2 separate regions of the Mus musculus genome follow, and region 2 is linked to region 1. Evidence: chromatin contacts called from ENCODE Hi-C or POLR2A ChIA-PET data. All regions are on one chromosome and are shown on one strand. Each heading gives the region's core, a stretch centred on a gene start or an enhancer-like site at or near the end of the contact. The rest is flanking DNA. Distances are from core to core; before and after follow the strand shown. Region 1 overlaps Mapkapk2 (MAP kinase-activated protein kinase 2). Region 2 holds the start of Mapkapk2 (MAP kinase-activated protein kinase 2).

Evidence for each region. A loop is a pair of places that touch in the nucleus more often than their neighbours do. ChIA-PET counts read pairs that join two places held with the same protein, here RNA polymerase II (POLR2A).
Region 2: a loop to region 1 is called in a map of gastrocnemius, with 4 times the contacts of the local background. The contact joins the promoter of Mapkapk2 here to the enhancer-like site in region 1. A Hi-C loop is called at or near these places in 11 of 37 maps with a recorded cell type or tissue (CH12.LX, Patski, gastrocnemius and 2 more). POLR2A ChIA-PET finds 5 or more read pairs at or near these places in 1 of 5 experiments (Patski).

The regions. Positions count from the first base shown.
Region 1 is chr1:131,056,594-131,062,861 of GRCm38, forward strand. Mapkapk2 (MAP kinase-activated protein kinase 2) reads right to left here. Exons shown (of 10, transcript NM_008551.2): 2 at 2,030-2,169; 3 at 1,759-1,823; 4 at 1,408-1,487; 5 at 901-1,027; 6 at 296-371. Among named protein-coding and RNA genes, the nearest start is that of Mapkapk2, 38 kb to the right of the region's middle. Within about 2 kb of position 3,003, at least 2 of the 3 ENCODE cell types and tissues checked have a DNase peak (open chromatin) inside an H3K27ac peak, as active enhancers do; they include gastrocnemius and heart, where a contact is called at or near this core.
Region 2 is chr1:131,095,443-131,101,673 of GRCm38, forward strand. It overlaps Mapkapk2 (MAP kinase-activated protein kinase 2), which reads right to left and starts at 2,401. Exons shown (of 10, transcript NM_008551.2): 1 at 1,847-2,401. The coding sequence starts at 2,083.

The sequences.
Region 1 (6,268 bases), core at 1,753-4,252:
GGTAAGAAACAGACTCTGCTTGTTATAGTCCCAGAGAAATCGGGACTGCAGGACCCAGGAGTCTAAGTGCCAAGGATGTCACCTAGACGGCTAGCCCATTAGCTAGTTTCTACCACCACTTAGCAACCAGAACCCACCAAGCATCAAGTGAAGCAGGAACTCAGAATTCCCAGGGAGCCCCCATCCGAAGGGGAAATGCTAAAGCCTCCTCTTGTCCTGCAGTGGTAAAGCGTCCCCAGCTCCCTGACGCACTGCAGCCTAGCAGCCATCCCACACCACACACCAGCCCACTTACAAAATATACATGATGACACCCAAGGACCACATGTCACAGGACTTGTCATACTTCTCCGGGCCCAGGACTTCCGGAGCTGCAAAGCAAAGATCACTGTGGGTTGTCCTGGCTCTTTGAATGCTGAGACCTCCCCTGCCTCAGAGTCCTTCATCCCTTCATAAAGAAAGAGAGGCAACAGTGGGGGCCGGGGAAAGAAGAGGACCCTCTCCCAGAAGGGACTCTGCAGCTACAAGCTTAGGGTGCAATCACTGCTGAGCCGCTGAGAACCTACAAACATGTGGCACCCACTTAGCTTCAGGAACATGTCCTGGGAGTGTATTCGTGGAGTCAGCTGGGACTTTAGAGCAAAATCTGAATCCCAGACTCCACGGAGAAACCCTGGCTCTCCTTAGGAAGAGTACACAGATCCCAAGTGCTGCCCTCAGCCCAGCAGAGCATTTTCATAGCACTCAATCACAGCTTAACTCTGGCAGCCCACTCATGGCGGGGCCCTGTCAGATCTAGTACATCTAGGGACATAAAGACCCAGCATGCCTAGGTCTATGGTCTCCTGAGATGAGCAAAACGAGGCAAAGACTCAGTCCTTGGGCCTCCCCTGAACTCACCCACATAGTATGGTGTATAACACGGAGTGGTCAAAGAGTTGTGACTGGTGGTTTCCTTGGCAAAGCCAAAATCAGTGAGTTTCAAAATGGCATTGGGCCTTTTGGAAGTATATAAGAGGTTCTCAGGCTGTGGAGAGAGACATGAGTGGATAAGATCCCTGTGGAAATGCTGAGGAACCCAAGTGGGAAGGACTGTGCCTTCCGTTCATCCGCTCAACCACTGCATCCATCCAGCCCCTCTGCAGCGGGCAGCGTGAAGGCATCGGCTCCCTGCTACAGAGACTGCCGCGTGGAGCCATGGGGACTCCTGTTGACTCAGAAATCCATGTGTGGGACGGTGAGGTGCTGACGAGCAGCCACAGGCTGAGTGCAACCAAACTGAGCTTCACTACCAAGTTTGTGGTCCCCTGTCCCAAGCCCCACAAGCCACAGACTGGGCTGCAGACCCATCCTACGCTGACAGACCAGGCAGTCAGGGAGCATGGGGTTTATATAAGCAGGTGTCACCTTGACATCCCGGTGAGCAATGTTGATCGAGTGCAGGTACTGGATGGCCTCGCCGATGCTCTTCATGATCTCTGACGCCTCTGCAGACGAGAGAGAAAACCCGAGCTGGAGGTCTGAAAGCTCAGACACCAACCTGCTGACGCAGCCCCAGTCTCCCACACCCACCAACTCATCAGACACACAAAGGAGCTAGGAGCTGACCCTGCCATGGCTAAGGGAGAGAGGCCCATGGCCAGCAGTGAGCCTGAGAAGGCAACACCCTCCCCCACTCCTGTGACAGGGCCCTTCAAAGAGCCTACAGTTGCCTACTGCTGTGCACACAAAGCCACTGCCACAGCAGACCCTCTCTACCTCTTTCTGTGAATGCCTGGTCTCCTCGGTCCTGGATTCGACTAAAGAGCTCTCCACCATCGAGACTGAAAGGAAAAAAAAAAAAAAAAAAAGGTACAGTGAAAGATCTGTCAACCAGCATGTCACCCCACCCCCACGCATTCCACTGCCCCCAAAGGAAGCCAGATGCTGATATCCCAAGCTTCAAGATCCATAGTGGGCTGTCTGCAGAGGCAGAGGCACCTCATCATGGCATGGGGATAGGATGGTCAGAACCCTGCAGGCTACTTACCACTCCATGACAATCAGCAGGCACTTCCTCCCGGCATACAGGTTCTCATAGACATCCACGATGTGCACAATGTGTGGGCACTGGGAGGCCCTCCAGTGCAGCTCCACCTCTCTGCGCGCCTTCGGACAGTCCTGGAGCATCTGCAAGGCCAACACCTCCTGAGTGACACAGGGCTACGAGAAACAGCTGGCCCCACCAACACTACAAATGTTTTCTTTCTTTTTCTTTCTCTCTCTCTCTCTCTCTCTCTCTCTCTCTCTCTCTCTCTCTCTCTCCTTTCTCTCTCCCCCCCCCAAGGTCACTCTCACAGCATCTTCCCCAACCTCTCCCCTTCCAGGACCCTAAGATGACTCTAATCACTCAACACAACACTTCAGCTTGACTCTCCAGAGCCTGAACAGGAAGCTGAGACAACTCTCATTCCATCAGCTAAGAGCATGAAGTCTACAGAAGGAGAGGCAGCAGTTAAGTATTGGAGGACAGTGTCCCACGGAGTCAGAACAAAAGGAACCACTTCAAGGACAAGAAAGGGAGCGACTCCAGAATCCTCAGGGACAGAAACTTCAAACCTATAGCAGACTCAGCCCGGTGGTCTCTGGAGTCAGCCCGATGCTGATTGGGACCCTGCTGCTTGCCAGAGTTGCAGCCTTGAGCCACACTCATGTCCCTTCTTGCTCCTGGGACTGGGTGTCCAGGAGCATGAAGTCAAGCTGGACCCTCATCAGCCTTAAAAGGCCGGATTCTGGTCAGTCTAAGCCAGCTACTTGTTTCCGCCCTTTAGCTACTGACTAGCTTAAGAACAAGCCTAATGTCCAAATGGCCCAGAAGAACTTTGATGGCAATTTACTGAGAGACAATCACAGAAAGAGCACAGGACCAACACTGTCTCCAGCACCTGGCAGCTAGGAGCATGCTGTCACCATGGTCCCAGTAAAGGGTCTGGCCACAGAGCAGTGAGAAGCCAGTGAGAGACAGCAGCTCCCAGGATCCCTGGGACATCACCAAGCAGCCTGTTTCCTGCCAGGCACAACCAGGAGACAAGGCAAGAAAGTGGGGATTCAGGGCCGACTGTGGCTCCTCAATGAAACCAGGGAGTGTGACCCTGCTTCCAAAGCAAAACAAATAAATAAATGGAAAATGTTCCTGATTGTTTAAACTCTTTTAGGAGAATTCCATTGTTAGAACCAAAGGCATCCTAACAGACCTCTGCTTTGTACAGTGGAGTAGCCACTTTTGCTCACAGCTATGCTATGAGGGTTAAACTGTGCTCAGTAGGAACAGCTATCATTTTTACTAGAATGCCTGCTCAATGCAGGGCACAGAAGCCAAAATCTGTAAGACAAAGACCTGAACAGATCTACCCATACATCACACTCTCCAACAGCTCTGGACATTCTGCAGTCTGAGCTGGCAGGGAAACAGGCCAGAGAGCAGACGGACAAGCAGGCAGCAGGCAGGCGCGGGGGGCCTTCGATAAGGTGGAGACTGGGCACTGACTAGAATGAGGCCAATGTGGACAAGCAGGGAGACCAAGAAGAGAGCTGAGGTCTGGGAAGTGGGGTCAGACAGCCAGAGACAAGCTCGGAATCCCCACCAATAACACTAATGTGCTTTCAGGCTATAGTCACGTTGACCCATTTCAGAGAGTAGCCTGCCCAAGGCTAAACTCCTAGGATGACAGCCACAGCCTGCATCAGGCCTGACAGACAAATTCCAAGTCTTTCCACCCTATCACTCAGAGTCTAAGAAACTGTCAGAGGCTGAAACTTCTCAAAGTGGCTTCAAAGAGGCAACTTCTCAAGCAGAAACCCACAAAGAAGACAGCTATCTCCCATGTGCTTTGTGTCACACTGCCACCTTGTGGTCAAATGAGAGCATGGCACAAGCTTGTATGGGGTTGGGGTGGGGGGTGGGGGTCACGGGGTGTGCATTTTTATTTTCCCATGTTGTAGGAGGAACAGAAAGAGACACTGGCCAATTCCATGTGCACATAATCAAGTAGTGACTGAACTTCTACTGTAGACCACGCATGGCACTGAACATCAAAACCAAAACAGACTGACAATCGGAAATGCCAGGCTAGTGCAGCAGGACAGATACCCACCGGAGGCAGGCACTGGAAAGATTCATAATTCAAGTCTCTCTTCCATTCTCCACCACAGTACAGAACAAAAGTAAAAAGAATCCCATGGGGGAACCCACACCCTCACTCTGCCTCCACATCCGAGGGCAGGAGATAGATATCAGAGATGAACACCCTGGGGAGCTGTTGGGCCCCACGTTCAGGCCACGATGCCAAAGTAGACAAAATCGTAAAGACAACAGACAGTGCAGGCAAGCGTTCTGAGGAAAGTTGATCCGTAGACTGCACACTGGGTTTGGGATCCAAGAACACAGCTGTCTTAGGATCACTGCTATCCACAGCCGGGGTTCGTCCATGGCACTGGGAGGGTCAGGTTCCACCTCACAGACAGGAGTGTTAGGGCCAGCATACTCAACAGTTCCAGCTGAAGTGGGGTCATCCTTCCTGGCAAATACATGTCCAGTAGTGCCACACCCATACTCCCAGCACTTGTGGCCCGGCAGGAGGAGTTCTCTGCCAGCCTGGGCAATATAGCAAGTCCAAGGCCAGCCTGGACTATAGAGAGACCAGCTTATAAACGCAACAAAAACAAAGAAGCTCTACATAAGGTTCTCTTCTCTTAAGCTAAAACCAACACTTTCCATACTGATGCCTTCTCTCCACAGGTGAAATAAAGTTTGATTTCTTTAATCAAATCCCTCCTCTCTCTTCCTTCACCTAGTAGTAAATGTATTTTCAAGCTCTCTCCTCCAGGGAAAATTTCTGGAGTGTGGCAACTGCCTTACTATCTAAACTGTGTCCCCCCTGCACCTCCACAGTGGGACAGGTGGGTGCATGCACTTGCTGCAGGCAGGCCTCTCTCCTCCAGGTGAAGTCAACTGGATAAAGACTAGGAAAATCTCAATCCTTAGAGAAAACTAAAATTTTACAGGAAAACAAGTAACTGAGATGAACTTCATTAGGTTTTATCCTCTAGAAACTTGGCTAGGTTGGGCAGATTAGGGATAACTATGAGAAGCCTTGATTTTTACAATACGTATAGAGGTTTTAGTGGGGTTTTGTTTGAGATAGGGCCTCCTGTATACCCAGTGTTATCAGACCTTCACTGGTTATGAATACTAATTGAAGCTATGGAAGGCCTTCATAGCAGGCAGGCGGGCGGGTTAACATCAAAGAGCGGGGCCATGAGGTGCCACAGACACTTGTAGACAAGTGTAGCATACAGAACACTGGAGAGAAAAAGCAAGAATGCACGGATCTCAAGTACATGGCTAAGTAAAGACAGACAAGAGAGGTGGCCTGAGCCATCCAGGCAGAGAGGTGACAGGAAGCTGCTAGCACACCCCAGCTGAGGAAGAGCTGGGCAGCCAGGAGGGTCACATGGGAAAGGTCTCATTCCCACAGTGCAGAGAGGACACTGGAGAACAAAGGGCTCAGGACCTTCGCTCTGGGGGATGGACTTTCCTACAAAGAAAAAAACCACAGCATTGAGAGAAGGTGTACCTGGAAGGAACTGAAATCCATGATACCCATGCTAAGCCTCGAACCAATTCTGTGCCTTGACTCAGCCCTATATGGTGTCTCTGAAATGCTCTTGCAGAAAAGGTCGAAAGATGTGTGTTCCAAACTAAGGTACACAGGCCAAGGAGGCCTGAAAGGCATGCAGGGTTCAGGATCAGGTCATGGAGCCCACAACCCAGGGAGGAAGTTTTAGGTAGGGTCAGTGAGGGAGGTGTGGGAATTGTGCACAGGATTAAAAACAGGGGCCCTAGACTCTGGTTGTACACCTTTGACCCCCTTACCTGCCCTCCAGGAGATCTTCCATCATGGGGTCTCCTGAAAAGATAGTCTAAGTCAACCCAAAAGCCAAAGAGGAAAGAACAGAGAGGAGCCTGGTCCTATGGCATGACATGAGGACAATAGGAGCAACAAATAAGCTGCCCCCACATACTTTATACCTCAGAGACCTCACACACTGGAAAACGAGGGAGGGGGCTCTGAACTCCACTGAGAGTGGGGATCCTAACCCCTGGTGCCTCCCATCTTCTCATGTGCTGAACAGGCCCATGACAGGCCTGAGGGGGCAGCCTATTAAACACATGTAACAAGGACAAGAATGCACACTAGCAAGACCAGCTTGGCACACGACAGGCACC
Region 2 (6,231 bases), core at 1,151-3,650, 38 kb after region 1:
CTCTTCTGGTGTGTCTGAAGACAGCTACAGTGTACTTACATGATAAATAAATCTTTAAACAACAACAACAACAAAAGACATAGGAATCTCGGTAGTGCATGTCACTGAAACAGGATTTCTTTTAACCAGATTCCCTCGTGGCTGGATTATGTCTCAGCCAATATTTGGGTATGCAAATGCTGTTGACACGGCTGCCACTCTCCAAACATCTTGGCTCTCCATTCTTCCTCTACTACTAAATCTCAACACAAAGATGTACTCAAAATCTGCAATTTGCCAGCTGAGTCAGCCTTAGCTCCAGGAGCAGGAGCAGGCTGCTTTCGTCAAAACAGACTGAGAGTCCCGTAGTCACCCACTTCTGACTAGAGAAGGGGAAGCACGAAGACTGCTTAATACTCGGCTAGGCTCCTTCCTTTCAAAACTATTCAAAGGAGAAAAGTACACGAACTTCTGTCAACTATACCAGCAATCTGAATTGACAGCCAAGAGCACTTCAGAGGACCGTGTGTGTATTCAAACAGAATAGGAAGGGGTGAAGCGGGGGGTTTTGTTGCGAAGTCTTTATACTGTGTTCCAACTATGCAGGAGAGTGAACAGCTAGTAGCCCCAGTCTGCTGGTGGGTAAAGGCAGATGGCATCGCAGAGGAGAGAGGAATCTTTCCGGGAAAGAACATCTGTACTTCCTCAACAATACAGTTAACTGTGGTCAAACTGTTCCCTTGCCTCCAGTCCCCAAGGTCAGAGCCACCGTTCAACCCAACCAACTCCTTTCCTCGCTTAGCTAACTCCCCAAGAGCTTATAGTTTGTTTGCTTGTTTTTTAAATGTGATGCAGAAGATGAAAACAGCAAAACATCATAAAAACTAAACTTATTTTCCCCCTACAAAGTACCAGGTTTCGGTCCCGTTGACCGTGTATGACAACGGCCTCACGCATAACTCAATCTATCTGTACTCTAGAATAGCTGAAACAAAGCAAGTTGTGTGGGCTGAAGGGGAAGAGCAAAATATAACACAGGAAGTACTTTGCTCCTCCAATCATTGAGACACCCCAGGAGAAAGAAACCTGACAAGTGACCTTTAGAGATATGGTGTAACCTGAAACCCTTGAGAGAAGAAAACTTTGCAGTGACCCTGAATGACAGCCTTCCCTGCTTCACTTGGACCTTTTGAAATCCCCATTCTCCACTACCACCGACAGAAGCAGAGACGGGTAGACCCACAGAGATTAAGAGTGGGTTTCCCAAATGCAGGAATAGTATTTCCTGCCTTTGAGTCTCCGGCTACCAGGGACCAGTGTACCAGCACTAGGCCAAGCCTGGCTTACAGACAAGGTTTCCTACGGTGGAGGGAGCAATGGAAACAGCCCGGCGCAAGCCTAAGGGGCAGCGCAGGCCAGGCGCTGGCGGTTCCAGACGATCGCGGGGCACGGAGGCGGGGTCCCCAGTCTCCAGTGCCGCGCCGCTCCGCGCCGACGCGCCCCACCGCTGCGCGCCGACCTCGCGAGGCCGAGGAGAGCGAAGTCACATTCCGGCTCCCAAATAAGGAGTAGGGTTAAGGAAACCTCAGAGAGCGAACTTCTCCAAACCGACCGACCAACCAGCTCAATGAGTAAAGGGCCTTTTGTGCCCGCAGAAAGGAAGGAGGGAGGGAGGACGAGGCCACCGTGTCCTCGGCGCCGGGTAAAGCGAGCAGAGGCCGTCCGGGTCCCAAGAGTGGCCACCAGGCTGGATCCCACTCACACCCCAACATGGCAGTCCCCGTGAGTCCTCTCGGGTGCCGGCCACTCGCGGGGTGACCGGAAGCTGCACCGGATCTCAGCGCGATCCCGGGCGGCCCAGACTTACCTTTAGGGCGAATTTTTGCTGGGTTCTCTTGTCGAAGATCCGCAGCACCTTCCCGTTGATGCCCAGGCCAAGCACTTGGCTGGTGACCTTGTAGTCGTCGGTGATGGCGTTCTTTCGGATCTGCAGGCCCGACTTGACGTGGAACTGGGGGAACGGCGGCGGCGGCTGGGCCGGGGCTGGCGGTGGAGGGCTGGGGAAAGGCGCCGGCGGAGTCTGGCCCGGAGAGCCCGACAGCATGGTGCCCGGCGACTCGCGCGCAGAGGCAGGGGCCGCGGCCGCCCCCTCCTCCGGCTCGGGCCCGGGTCCCCGCCACGCCCCGCCCGGCGGCGAAGTTTGCTCCGGGCTGGAGCCGGCTGCCCCGCCCCGGCCCGGCTCCAGGCTCGGCTGGTCGCGGGGCCCCGTGGGTCCCGCTGTGCGCCGCGGGCGCCCACCAGCCCTGCTCCCTCCCCCCGGAGACGTGCGCTCCGGGGAACGCGGGACGGCAGGGCCCGGCCGGAGGAATCGCCGCGCCGAGAAGTACCAGCCCGGGGGCGGCGGCCGCGTCACAGGCTGCTCGGCGTCCTGGGCTAGTCCTTAAAGGGGAGGATCGAGGGTGGGGCTTGACTGGGAGGCGTGGACATGGGGGAGGGGTGGGCCTTAAAGGGGAGGAAGTCCAGTGGCGGGAGAGCTTAGGGACTGCGAGCAAGCGGGCTTGTGGAGGGCATCGAGACATCCTAGTTCTTAACCCGGGCCGGGCAGAGGGGAAAGGGAGGAGGGCAAAAGAAAAGCTGCTGGATAGTTCAAACAAAACCCTCACTCCTCCAGCTGCTTGGATCTAGAAGACAGGTCATCGGAGAATTGGAGGAGATGTATTTTGAAAGAAACGGATAATTGATAAGAATCTTTCTACGTGGACTCTGTGGGTGGGGGGTGAGGGGTACCCGAGCAGAGCGAGAATCCGGGGGCCAGGACTGGGGGAATAAGAGAGACTATTCATCCTAGGATCAGGTGTCAGGCAATAGTAACAATTTCCTTAACATACTTGTGAGTTTTACTTTTTTTTTCTCTCATGGACTTACTGGTTTTCACTGAGAAGAATGTACTACTGTGATACCACGAACAATTTAATTATTATGAATTCGAACATATTTTTATATAAACCCAAAATGACCCAAGATGGAATGGGGCACTCTAGCCACCTGTTATCCCGGCTATATGCAGGAGACTGAAGCAGGAGGATAACAAGTCACAGGGCCAGCCTGAACAACAAAGACAGACTCTGTCTTAAAATACCCACAAACTTCATGTCTCTCTGGGAGGTACACTTATACATTTGTGTTCTTAATTCATTGCGATTATAGAGCAAGGGGAAGGGCTGGGAAATGGTTCTAGAGTTGGGGAAATGGTCCCTGCGGCCATAGCCAATAAGTAGTCCTGAAGCAACCTAGTTCTAGTACAAATCTCTGGGCCTAACTGGCCTGTAGCACTGCTGAGATCCACAAGGGTTTGACTGTTACAGCAGTTAAGAAATGAGACAAAGGAACAAGATAGATACAAAGCTCTGGTTTACTTACTAATACAGACAAATTAAAGATGAGACCTGACCCATGGTCACACAAAGTCTTTAATATGTCCCAACAAAACTCTGGAGACGAGACAGTGCCCTGAGAAAAGGGCGTTGGAGACATAGCCCAGGATGGCAAGACTCATTTGCTGTTCCCTGTTTAGATTTCCGGAAGATACTTGTTCCAAGGAAGACAGAGATGAACAGGTGGAGGACTGTAGGCCCCCTCTTGAGATCCAACTCACTATGGATCAAGGAGACAAGCGCTTTTTCAGTGCTCAATACTTCTCGCTCATCCCTGTGGTGATAATTCTAACTGGGGGGGGGGGGGGGGGGAGGGGGATAGATGCAGTAGTTGGGTTAGCAGTGTGGCAGATACAGACCTGGGAATAGAAGGCACATTGGCTCTCCTCAGTCTGCAGCTGGGTAGATTCCTTCCACACTGAAGACAAAGCTACACAACGCCCTGTTTCAAAGGCACTGCTTGAGGCTGTGGAGATGCAGGGACAGAGAAAGGAAGGAATCTGGGGATGAGGAGGTGGAAGGTCTCATTGGCTCCTGTGGAAAGAGGTTCCCACCCTGACTGCCTCAGTTCTGTATTGCCCCCATGTACCCACAGAAGGTCTTTGGGACCTCTTGTTGGCATTTAGCCATCACCTCTTTCTTTCCAGAGGCTGGAAAGAGAATGAGCTATTCAGAGGCAGCAAGGCACCATGCAAAACTACAAACTAGAAATGAACAGAATCCGATTGTCCTAAGAAGGTGTGAGAGGGGCTAGAGAGATGGCTCAGCAGTTAAGAGTACTGACTGCTCTTCCAGAGGTCCTGAGTTCAATTCCCAGCAATCACATGGTGGCTCACAACCATCTGTAATGAGATCTGACACTCTCTTCCGGTGTGTATGAAGACAGCTACAGTGTACTTACATATAACAATAAATAAATCAATATGAAGAGGGGGGAAGGAGGGAGGAGGAGGAGAAGCAAGAGGAGGAGGAGGAGAAGGAGAAGAAGGTGTGAGAGGTATACAAACCTTAGAAATAAAAATTTTCAATTCCCTGAGCAGCATACTGGGCTCCTCAGAAGGAAGGAGCCACTGACAATGGGCCTTTAGTCAATGATGACCCTGAACTAGGGAGGAGAGCTCCAGAGCTGAGACAGTCTCCTGGACACCTGGCCAGAGGAGATAACAGGGCCAGAGCTGAGCTGGTCTCTGGAATTCAAGGTCTCACCAAATATATTGAAACTAACATAGTGGCCAATCAAAAGTGTACTAATGGTACTGCTTTGCCCCTCCCAATCATATTAGAGGCCATTAGAGGTTAGCTAATCCTTCTGGAAAATTCTCCAAGCCCTGCATAAAAGGGGGCCTGCAAGCCCCTCAGGTCCTCACTATTTTGATGAATTGTCGACCTCTGCATGCTGGTAATTTCTGCCTCTGCATACTATTTGAGTTTGGGGGTCTTCCTTCAGCAATTCTTGGACACTAACAGGTGCCTTACTCTTAGGGAGAATGAGAAAAAGCCTAACATTTCTATTTACAACTGGGGAGAAATTAAATGTGATGGCATCCATGAGAACTCTTCATAAAGCATACAGCACCAATTCTCACGAAAAATAATACAACACCATTCCTCAAGCATTGCCTTGTTCTGTTCCCATTGCCTAGTGACCTGTTCCTGACGCTGAGCAGCCTTCCTATGTAAGGGGAATTCTGGGAAGATGCCTAAACCTGAGGTCTTAGGAATAATGGATCACAGAAGTCCAGTGGGGTGTCTCTCCTGGAGTTACAGAGGTCAGATGGAGCTAGAGAGCACACAGGACAGCCAGAACACATAACACACACACACACACACACACACACACACACTCACTCACTCACACACACACACAAAGTACGTTCATGTGAGCACAGCTCCAAAGGACAAGGCATGGAACAGTATAAATGAATAATCAATGGATAGCTGGACTGTAGGATGAACCACAGGAAAAGACATCACAAGAGACCCAGAACCTTCCATTCTAACACTGGCTAGCCATGTGACCTTACCAAAGTCCCTTGCCCCCTCAGTTCCTTCTTTCCTGTCTAAAAAATAGTAAAGATGACATCTGTTCTGCCCACATTGTAGAGATATTATAAGGACAAAATGAAGCCCAGAGCCCTGCCTGTCTAACACCAAGCTCTCAGCCATCTGTAGTGAGCTACTTAAGCAATAGCTGTTGAGGATGTGTTGAAGCACTTCAGAAATTGAAAGTCAGGTGGGGGCTGTAGCTCAGAGCTAGAGTGTATGCTTATCATGTGTAAACCCCAGGCTGTGAGCCCCAGGAAAGCTTTACGAAGATGTAGGGACTCTTATTTACACCCCCCCCCCAAAATTAGGATTTGTATCGGCATGCATACATGTATACAAGAAGACAGTGCAAGGGCCACAAGCATAGAGACTTGCATCAGTTGCTGTCCCGGATCCGTATAGCACGTGTTTGTTGTTAGAGTGCTGGTCCCTGCATTTCTGTTTTTATTAGATTATAGTTCCTTAATAACGCCATGGGCACCTGTGGACAAAGCACTGACTCCAGCCCATTCCCTGTGTGTGTCACCCAAGACAACCAACACCTGCTCTGTTCACCTTGCCCATGCTTTCCTTTTTATACAGTTTTAGTTTATGAAGACATGCTTAAAGGGATCTTGAAAAGCTGGACAGAATGGTTTAAGCCTGTAATCGCTGCACTTTGGAGGCTGACTCCAAAGAGAATTGATGCAAACTCAAGGCCACTCTAGGCTACATAGGAGTGTAGGGAAGCCTGGGCTACATAGCATGACTCTGTCTCAAACAAACTGAAAAA